Linked DNA regions of Homo sapiens: region 1 is linked to region 2. Evidence: read pairs that join two places in POLR2A ChIA-PET (ENCODE). Cell type or tissue: PC-3. All regions are shown on one strand.

The links. ChIA-PET counts read pairs that join two places held together with the same protein. Peaks named below come from ENCODE experiments on the same cell type or tissue, not always from the same donor. Only the 100,000 strongest peaks of a DNase experiment are listed, where the experiment ranks them.
Region 1: POLR2A ChIA-PET joins it to region 2 with 8 read pairs; 1 of 35 experiments calls an interaction of 5 or more read pairs at or near these places.

What each region holds. Positions count from the first base shown.
Region 1 is chr14:36,602,611-36,607,610 of GRCh38, forward strand. No RefSeq gene overlaps it. Among named protein-coding and RNA genes, the nearest start is that of NKX2-8, 22 kb to the left of the region's middle. In PC-3, CTCF peaks have their summits at 2,497 (motif pointing left) and 2,702; a DNase peak (open chromatin) is centred at 2,511; H3K27me3 peaks cover 627 bases.
Region 2 is chr14:36,972,400-36,977,399 of GRCh38, forward strand. All of the region lies in intron 1 of SLC25A21 (solute carrier family 25 member 21), which reads right to left. Among named protein-coding and RNA genes, the nearest start is that of MIR4503, 23 kb to the left of the region's middle. In PC-3, a CTCF peak has its summit at 3,637 (motif pointing left); a DNase peak (open chromatin) is centred at 1,882; H3K4me3 peaks cover 933 bases; H3K27ac peaks cover 4,044 bases.

The DNA.
Region 1 (5,000 bases), 370 kb before region 2:
AGAAGTTGGAGAATTATTAAATTAATTATTGATTTTGGTATAATTATATGCTGGAATACTATGTAATCATTAAAAACCATGTTTTATGAAGAACGTATAATGAGATGGGAAAATGTTCATGACACACTATGAAATGTAAAAAGTAGTATGCGAAATTGTGTGTATAATTTTTTAACAATTGGTATCCTAGAGAAAAGACTGCTTTGCAGCAGTTCAAAAGAATGAAGTAAACTTAACTACTCATGTGGGAAAATTCCTAAAGCATGACATTACATCATGAAAGCACATTTCAAAATAATGTACAGCACAATCCTATTTGGGGGGAATGTTGGATGGGGAAGGTTGAAAGGGGCTATAATGTCCTCTATATAATTTGAATTTCTGTAATAAGAATCTGTTTGTATATTATGAAATTTAAGATCACATTTTAAAAATTTAGAGTGGGAGAAAGAAGGGAGAAAAAATACTGGAAATGACTACAGTATTCACATCCCTTCCATTCCATATTGCCTTTCTAGTCACGTGTCCCTAGGTGCTATGGGGTCAGGTTCCTGTGAGGGAAAAAGGAGGGGAGAGCAGGGGCTGGGAGATGGCGTGGTTGTCTTTATTAAGAAACAGTACTTCATGTCCAAAACACCAAAAGCAATGGCAACAAAAGCCAAAATTGAGAAATGGGATCTAATTAAACTAAAGAGCTTCTGCACAGCAAAAGAAACTACCATCAGAGTGAACAGGCAACCTACAGAATGGGAGAAAATTTTTGCAATCTACCCATCTGACAAAAGGCTAATATACAGAATCTACAAAGAACTTAAACAGATTTACAAGAAAAAATCAAACAACCCCATCAAAAAGTAGGCAAAGGATATGAACAGGCACTTCTCAAAAGAAGACATTTATGCAGCCAACACACACATGAAAAAATGCTCATCATCACTGGCCATCAGAGAAATGCAAATCAAAACCACAATGGGATACCATCTCACACCAGTTAGAATGGCAATCATTAAAAAGTCAGGAAACAACAGGTGCTGGAGAGGATGTGGAGAAATAGGAACACTTTTACACTGTTGGTGGAACTGTAAACTAGTTCAACCATTGTGGAAGACAGTGTGGTGATTCCTCAAGGATCTAGAACTAGAAATATCATTTGACCCAGCCATCCCATTACTGGGTATATACCCAAAGGATTATAAATCATGCTGCTATAAAGACACATGCACATGTATGTTTATTGTAGCACTGTTCACAATAGCAAAGACTTGGAACCAACCCAAATGTCCAACAATGATAGACTGGATTAAGAAAATGTGGCACATATACACCATGGAATACTATGCAGCCATAAAAAAGAATGAGTTCACGTCCTTTGTAGGGACATGGATGAAGCTGGAAACCATCATTTTGAGCAAACTATCACAAGGACAGAAAACCAAACACCACATGTTCTCACTCATAGGTGGGCATTGAACAATGAGAACTCTTGGACACATGGTGAGGACCATCACACACCGGGCCCTGTCATGGGGTGGGGGAAGTGGGGAGGGATAGCATTAGGAGATATACCTAATGTAAATGATGAGTTAATGGGTGCAGCCCACCAACATGGCACATGTATACATATGTAACAAACCTGCACGTTGTGCACGTGTACCCAAAAACTGAAAGTATATAAAAAAAAAAAAGAAACAGTAAGGCTCTGAGTTCAGCAATGGAAATCAGGCACCAGGCCAGCAAATCAGGTGGTGAGGGAGACAGCACCATCAGCTGATTTTAAAAGGTCTGCAGCTTCTTTGCAGCTGTGGTTCACAACACAATCTATTTAGGAATTAAACAGATGGATTCCAAGGCCTACCCCGAGAGACTGGGACCAAGGATGTCTGGAGTGTACCCACAAATTCTGCATTTTTACAAGAAAATGTCCCATGTCATTCTTAGACCATTTCTTGAAGCACCTTGCTCTAGAGATGATAAGGAGCCAGAAATCAAATGCGTGAAGTGCCACCCTCTCCCTTCTCAATTTACCAGACCGCCCTCTGAATGCTTTTTTCTTTCAGAGTGGTTCATTATGTTCATTTAAAGCCAGTTCCACTAGATTAGTATGTTTGGTGGGGGTTGGAGGCAGGTAAGGTCATGCAGCGTGACTGGGCTGGGGAGAGTAAAGAAGAGGCAGAGGTGGCCCAGTGAAAAGGAGGGGCAGCTGCCACAAGAATGTTGTTAAGCTTAAAAATCAATAAAAATGCTCTTCTCTCCAGGTATGACCCTGCCAAACATATGACACAACTGGAAGACCTGTTAAATAACAGTCATTGTCACAGGATTATAGTCAAAATAATTATAGTATCTGATAAGTGAGCACCCAGGCCCTGATCATTAGCTTAGCTAAGAGAAAATGCTGTCAGTCTGCCTTGGGTCAAGAAGAACTGCAATAATCAGGTTTCTTCCTGAAGGGTTTGTCCAGTTTCCCTAGAAAGCAAAACGAAGGTCCTATGTCGCCACCTAGAGTCCAAAGCCTGGAAGTATTGGCTGAGGAAATTCAAATAGATCCGGCTCATTGGAGATCTCTGTCCAAGTTTAATGACAGCACCGGCTTCAGGCTTACCAATCCAGTCAGTCCTTTTTCATAGGACAAGAATATGAGTTTGAACTCAAGTCTCCATTATGACCAGATTGTTTTAGGATGAAAAAAAGTTGGCATTCTTAAACCTTGACTAAATGTGTAAGAGTTCAAGTGTGTGGGGGATGGTCAGGGAAGTAGGGTTGGTCTTAACTGCTGCTCTCTACCTGGATGACCTTAGGAAAATCATTTAACCCCTTAAAGACTGTTTCTCTGTTATAAAATGATAGGACAGAACTAACTTGTCAACACTACAAGCCTTCTAAGACCTCAAATTTTGTGATTCTATAGTAAACTAGAGTCTATTTAAACCGAGCCATTAGTCAAAAAAAAAAAAAAAGGCACAGTATGTAAAAAATATTGGTACCCTGAATTTGTGAATGTGACTTTCTTCATCAAGGAACCTATATCTTTTCTGCCCTCTAGAGCTCTGCCTGAAAACTGCATGGATTTTATATAAAAATCCTCCAAATGAGAGGCTTCCTTGCTTAAGAGTTGGAGGCTGGCAGCTCCATGAAGTTCAAGGCACACTTTTGTTCTGCAGCATATTCTTCATTCCTTCTATTCTTGCTTCATACACATATTCTGATACAATTCAGTTCAATTCAACCATTTATTCCAGAGTTCTCTCCCAACTCTCCCTGTTTATGGCTTTCAGCTGTTTGAAGTAAAATCCACACCATTTATTTGGACAAAGGGGCCAATTTTTCTAAAGGATCTTCTGCTCCATAAATGTTTTTCCTCTGATTAAGTTGTACAGTGGCACTAAGGAGGATTATCTGTTCTAATTTCTGGAGCCAATGCTTGTAAAAAGTAATCCCAGCTTCTTTTCTTGTGTCACTTCCAAGAAATGTGTGCACCAAAGCCCCCGCCCGCTGTATGACAGAGTAAGAACTCTGCTACAAAACTGCCAAAGAAACACAGGACAGCTAAGTGTAAGTTTAACAGCCTAGTGAGCTGTTAAACTTACACTAGTGAGAGGAGCCACATTTTGAGTCTTTCTTTTGGAGTTATGTTTTAGTTCTGAATTACCGCAGAACCATAGCCAAGCTGTGATCCATCCGATCTGCTGGGCTGTACCTAAAGCAAAGTTTCGAGAAAAGTGGCAACAGTGCCTTTTGCCAGCTGCATCTTTCTTAACTCTGGCAAAATCTCCATTTTAGGCAAGAACAGTACTGTTCAGTTGGGATTTTCCCTGAGTGGGACTCCTCCTGCTGTTGATAAAACAACAGTGTGAAACAGCAGTGATCTGTTTCAAAATTTATGCCAGAAATAAAAGTGGGATAGTGACCTATTATAAACCCAAATACTGAATGAGATCAGTTTGAAGATGCCTAGAATTTACGCAAAGGCCCTTTCAGGATTACTGCTGAAGAGGAGGCCCAAGACTCCTTACCTAATCTATAGCCTCATTCAAAGTCTAATCCACTCCAGGGTCAGACCCCTGCAGAGTGTGAAGCCAGGCACAGTGGAGACCACACAAAGTTTTTTAGGCACCAGTGCATCAAGAAATGAAGGAAGCATCAGAGAAAATATTTGCAGAGCTGTAAATGTTCTTTACTGTTTCTAGTCATAAAAGGACCTTACAATGTTTAATCTTAAGAAATTATTAGTATTTATTATAACTCTAAAAGGACTGCCCTTAAATTTGGCTTTTATTACTTACCCATAATGCAGCTAGTGGGTCAGCCTAATCATAGTAGTTTCCATTTTTCAGCTAAGCATATTTTAAATCCTCAGGGAACAGAAACTATCAAGTAACCTAGCCTGTTTGCAAGAACCTGCTCTCTGTTGCTGGCCATGTGTTCTGCTTTTATGCCCCAGTCCCACCCCCAACCCCACCAGAGTCCTGGCCCATTTTCCCTGGCACGGTCTAGGGGAACATCCTTCATTCTACTCAGCTAGACCATGCTGACTTCAGGAGAACAGACTGGAGAAGCAAGCCATGGACACAATCTGTCTGTGCAGAAAAGAGTGGAATTTGAACCCTCTGTTGACTGTATCTTTGCATTGTGCGTTACCTAAAACCTTGTTCCAAGCATCAGGAAATGTAGGTTTGTAGCAGACTTGGAAGAAGAGGCAGAGATAGAGATACCTTATGGCAGACACTGCTGCTACTTGTGATTTTTCCAGGTCTCCTCTTCTTCCAAATGCTTATGAAGATTGCCCCTCCCCATTCCCTCCAAGTCAAGTGACTTGCTTTGGCCAATAAAATGTGAGAGGACATGAAATCTATCTCTTTAGTGTGGAAACATTCAAGAGTTGTGTAAGATTCTTAGTGCCCCTCATCCCCTGCATGGGAGACCATGTTAATGCAGCAAGGCTACAAGATCAAAGTAACCTGGAATGTTGAGCCACCATGCAAAGGACAGCTTACTAGAGC
Region 2 (5,000 bases):
GGAAAATATAAGAATAATTAAGGCCATGGTCATCCCTTTCATAGATCTTAAATTCTAGCCACAAAGAGGGAAGTAAACATAACGAACTTTAGTGGGAGGCAAAGGTTAACAGGCCAGGAAAGAAAATCAAGTAAACTGAACACTGGCCAGCAGGCTTAGGGGACAAGGCAGCAGATTCAAGGATGGCCTTACAGAGAAATGGTATCTGAGAAGGCCATGACCAGTACCCTGGCAGGTAGTAATTGACGAGGGAGGTTTAGAGAATTCAAAGCAAAGGAACATGAGAAAAAGCAATAGAGACCATAAAGGCAAAGCAAGATCAGAGAAATCCAAAAGCCTGGAGTATATAGGGTATAGAGAGTGGCATGGAGGGAAGAATAGAAGAATAAATTAGAGTTAGAATGTGGAACTTTTTTGTTTGTTTGGGTTTTTTGTTGTTTGTTTGTTTTGAGACAAAGACAAGGTCTCTCTCATGCAGGCTGGAGTATACTGGCACAATCATGGCTCACTGCAGCCTTAAACTCCTGGGCTCAAGTGATCCTCCCATCTTAACCTCCCAAGTAGCTGGGACTACAGGAACACATCACTATGCCTGGCTAATTTTTATTTTTATTTATTTATTTATTTTATTTTATTTTATTTTATTTTATTTTATTTTAGTAGAAATAGGGTCTTGCTATGTTTTCCAGGCTTGCAAGATCTTAATCATGAAGGAAAGAGTCAAATTTATTCAGTAGGCAGTAGAGAGGCACTAAAGGATTTAGGGCAGAAATAAGTGTTAGAGCCACATTTTAGAAAAATCTGGCAGTGTATGTAAGACAGATAGGAATGGCAGGAAGCAGAGAAGCTGGAGGTGGCAACTGTAGTAGGGGGATGGCAATGGTGGGGAGACAAGTGATGTCAGGAACAGAGGAGAAAAGGGGTGAACAACTGTAGTGACATGAACACGGAACTGAGCAAAGGCACGTGAGAAACATAGCGGAGGCTGCCTCCGTGGGGTGTGGTGGCCAGTTACATATGGAGCAAGGAGAAGCCCTAAGGTAAAGAAAACAGAAAAGTTGCAGCTAGGATGACTGTCTGCTTCCATTACCAGAAAGAGAGACATGATGAATTTATTGCATTAGAGGGACACCGATGGAAAGGTGTTCAGCAGGGAATGAGGAAGACAGATTTGAGCTCAAGAGAGAGGCTGGGGCCTATTTTGGAGCCAATCTCCTAGAGTTGAAAAGCAAACACCTTACAGATTTAGAAAACATTATATAAGACAATAGGTTTTTCACTAGGACAATTAAAGTACAACAAATTCTCATACGTGGTTAAGTCAATCCAGTTAGGTTGTAAAATGAGTTTTAAAGATCTAAGGAATAAAAGGGAATGCAGAAATGAGCTGAAAGCTCACAGGAAAAGGGGGAAAGAAAACAGCAAGATAATTCATTTAAAGGATGAAAATTGGGAGCCTAACTGAGGCAGAATGAGAAGTAAGTGGGGCAAATTCAATTTTCAAATAAAAAAAATTGCAAGGACAAAGTCAAATGGGTTGCTATATTAAGAAGGAAGTCAGCTAAGAACGGCTATGACTCTGGGACAGCTCTATTTATTTTAGTGACTAAGGCTACATATGAGAGGGAAAAAAAAGAGCAACATTTTAATAAAAGGATTTGACAAACTCCAAAAGAATTGAGTAGAAGTGAAATAAAAGGACACTGGGATGGGCTCACCAGAAATATTTGTTTGAAAGATGGAAGGAGATTTGTTTTTCCAGTGTTACATAAACTAATCACCAGTATTTAAAGTTTACTGACTCTCAGTAATCCCAACTTCTAGAATGACTTAGATGTTAACAGACATGCTCCAGCATTGTTTCCACACAAAATCAGTGACTGCCTTTTCTTGTTAGAAATATGACTCATGCTTTCTCTTAAATATCCTCTCTACTCCTTCATTTCTATTTGCTGATATAATTCTGAAAGGGTGGTGTGTACACATACCTTCCTTTTGGCAAGTCTTCTACATTCAAGAACTTGCCATAAGAAACAGTAGGTACACATATTATATCTTTTTTCCCTAATCACTTTAGGTGGCTACCAAATATTCTGAAAACTCATATTTTCTGAGGCACCAAATACTTTGCTATGAAAACTTACTTGCCCTAGAAAATTGGGCCATTTTGAAATCCAATTTGGCAAGAATATAAACAGACATCAGTAGTTGCATGAAATTCAAAGGAAATAGAGATTCTGCACCTTGGGCATCTTTGATAATTACTATATTATGTTGAAGTTACAAGTATAAACCTGGAAATTTTTGAGCCAAAAAGCTATAATATATATGTCAAGTAAAACACAAGAAAACAAAAAGTTCAAGAACACTGAGTATAGTTTTCTAGGAATACAAAAAATTCATCCAGAGCCTGAATATATAAAACAAGAAACCAAGTAGTACAATAAAAGGCAATATACTTGGACCTCAGATGAGAAAGAAGAGATGGTAACAGTGCCTGACATTTCAGCTAGGAAATGCTCAAGCTGGGTCCTCTGACTCCTTGACCTATGAATGATGTGATGGCAATGATGATGGTGATGAACAAGAGGATGATGACTTCCATTTTTAAAGCACTCAGTAGGCACACATTATCTCATTTAATCCCCACAACAATCACATGAGGAAAGTATTATTCTCATTTCACAGATAAAGGAAATTGAAGCTTCCTGGAACCCTTGATTGACAGGATATACAAGACTACGCAGAAGAAGGAAAGACATATATAAAGAATTTAACTGATGATGTCAAAGAAGAAACACCTACAGAAGGAAGATGCCAGAGGGTGTGGAAGCACTGTGGATGACCAAAGGTTACCTATAATGAAACAGTCATTGATGGGCGTTTGAGCTGGTTTCACCAGGATCTCATAAATCACCACTAAAGAACTTACTCATATAATCAAATACCTCCTGTACCCCAATAACTTATGGAAAGATAAAATAATAATTGTAAAAAGTCATTGGAATCTAATATAAACCAAGGAAAAATGTAAGAAAGATTTTTTTTTCTTCTAACAGGCTACTACTCCGTCTAGAAAATAACACTGAAGTGGACATTTCATTTGCATATTTGCACTGTTTGTAAAGATAAGTTGTTCGATGAGTACAAATCTTACAGAATACATACATTAAAGTTTTATAAATCCAATGGTTAAAATGTAATTTTAAGATGGTCTTGTCTGGCAGAGGAATCACCTAGAAAAAGGTTGGTGGTTCAGCTATTTCCAAGATAATCTTGTGTAGTCCATCACACACACATAGCCAGTGTCTACTTCCTGATGTGAGGCAGGTTACTGTCTCCTCTTTGGCAACTCTAATGGTGATCCCAAGTGACAAATGGTAGGAAACCTGAGGACCATAGTTGACATCAGTGAGGTGATGGAGCAACAGTCACAGGAGGAAGAATCAAAGTTTAAGACACCCTGCAGAAGTAGAGTCACAGGAAGAAACAAACTAAAAATGAGCATTGCAGAGAAAACATCTGTAAGCAGTGCTACTGTTGCGGGAGGCCGACTCTCAGGCAGTCGCTTGCCAGGCAGTGTCAATGTAAACCAACACCTCAGACATGGGAATTTTTGCTTCAGATCAAAAGGACAGCAGCAATGCCATCTGCTGTTTGCTTAGAAAAATGGTAAGAGCAGATGTTCCCATGTGTTGACCTGCCATCCCTTGACTAAGAGGCCACTTGAAAAATAATCATGAAATAGCACAGGAGAAACATCTGCACAGTGTACAGCAGACCACCAATCATGCAGCATAGGAGAGAAGGAACCTGCAGTGTACCCATGAAATAACGGTAGGCAGGTCCCCAACAAGTGGTGGGGGCTCCTCATGCATACACGTTATAGGAGAACAAATAAGGCAAGATCAGTACTGGGCAAGGGGCAGTCAAAATGTTGTCTGTGGACCTGAGTAATTTCAGTGGACAAACCCTAACTTCTTTCAAATATCGTCAAAGGCTCAGAGCTTCACATTTACTTCTCAGACTTCTCTCTATTGTTGCCTATGATATAATTTGATTTTGTTGAGCCTACATTTTAGGCATCACTGAAATTAGATGATTAGCAGTTCCTTAAGAGCAAGCCATGGCCTGTAGATAAAAAAAAACAAAACAAAACAAATGCAAAGTGCCTGTGCAACGTGAGGTCAGGACATGGTGAGAGGATTTGCCTCTCACCTCTCTTAGTACCAGGAGCTCCAAGAGGACCTCACCCAAGCGGCAAGGCTGATGCAAGCCAGAATTCTTGGAAACTGCTGAGTCACTTGCCAACCACTGGCTGGGACAGCAGAAGCTTGACCTCGGAAGGAACCAAGTGTGTTTTAGGATTTGCACCTCAAGCATGCTCCTCTTGCTTTGCGGCCACAACTGCCACCCTATCTGAGTTCATCTTCTTGCTTTGAGAGCCTTGCTTGAAAAGTGCTAGTCATCTTGTCCTGCCACTTGGCTGGACACAAGTCCTTGGACCCCATTTCCCACCAGCTAATCATCAGTTCATCCACTCAACTAATTTTCTCAGCCCGAACACAGGTGTACTCAGGAGCAAATGCTATTCAGGAAATGCAGAATTTTTCAAAACCATAAGTTTTCTCTCTGTGGACATGCAGAACAAAACATTTGCATGCCCTGTATTTCCTCTTAAACATGTTGCATTTTTCTATTGAGGAGTTTGCTTTCAAGGCATTAATTTTTTTTCTAACTTGATCCAATTATTTATTCCATCCTCTTTAATTTATTTTTCTGATCTGGGGATCTATGGCCTAATCTATCCTCAATAGTTTTCGTTTTGTAATTATCGGGGGAAGGAGAAAGATTTGGCTCCTTTTTCTATGAACACTTCCTTCCCCTTCCTGCTATGAAGGAGACTTATTGCATTGACCAGAGAGGAGGACTCTGTCTCATATTCTTTGCTTAGAAGGCCCCCCTGTACATAGTAAATGCTTGTGCTTGAATAAATTAAA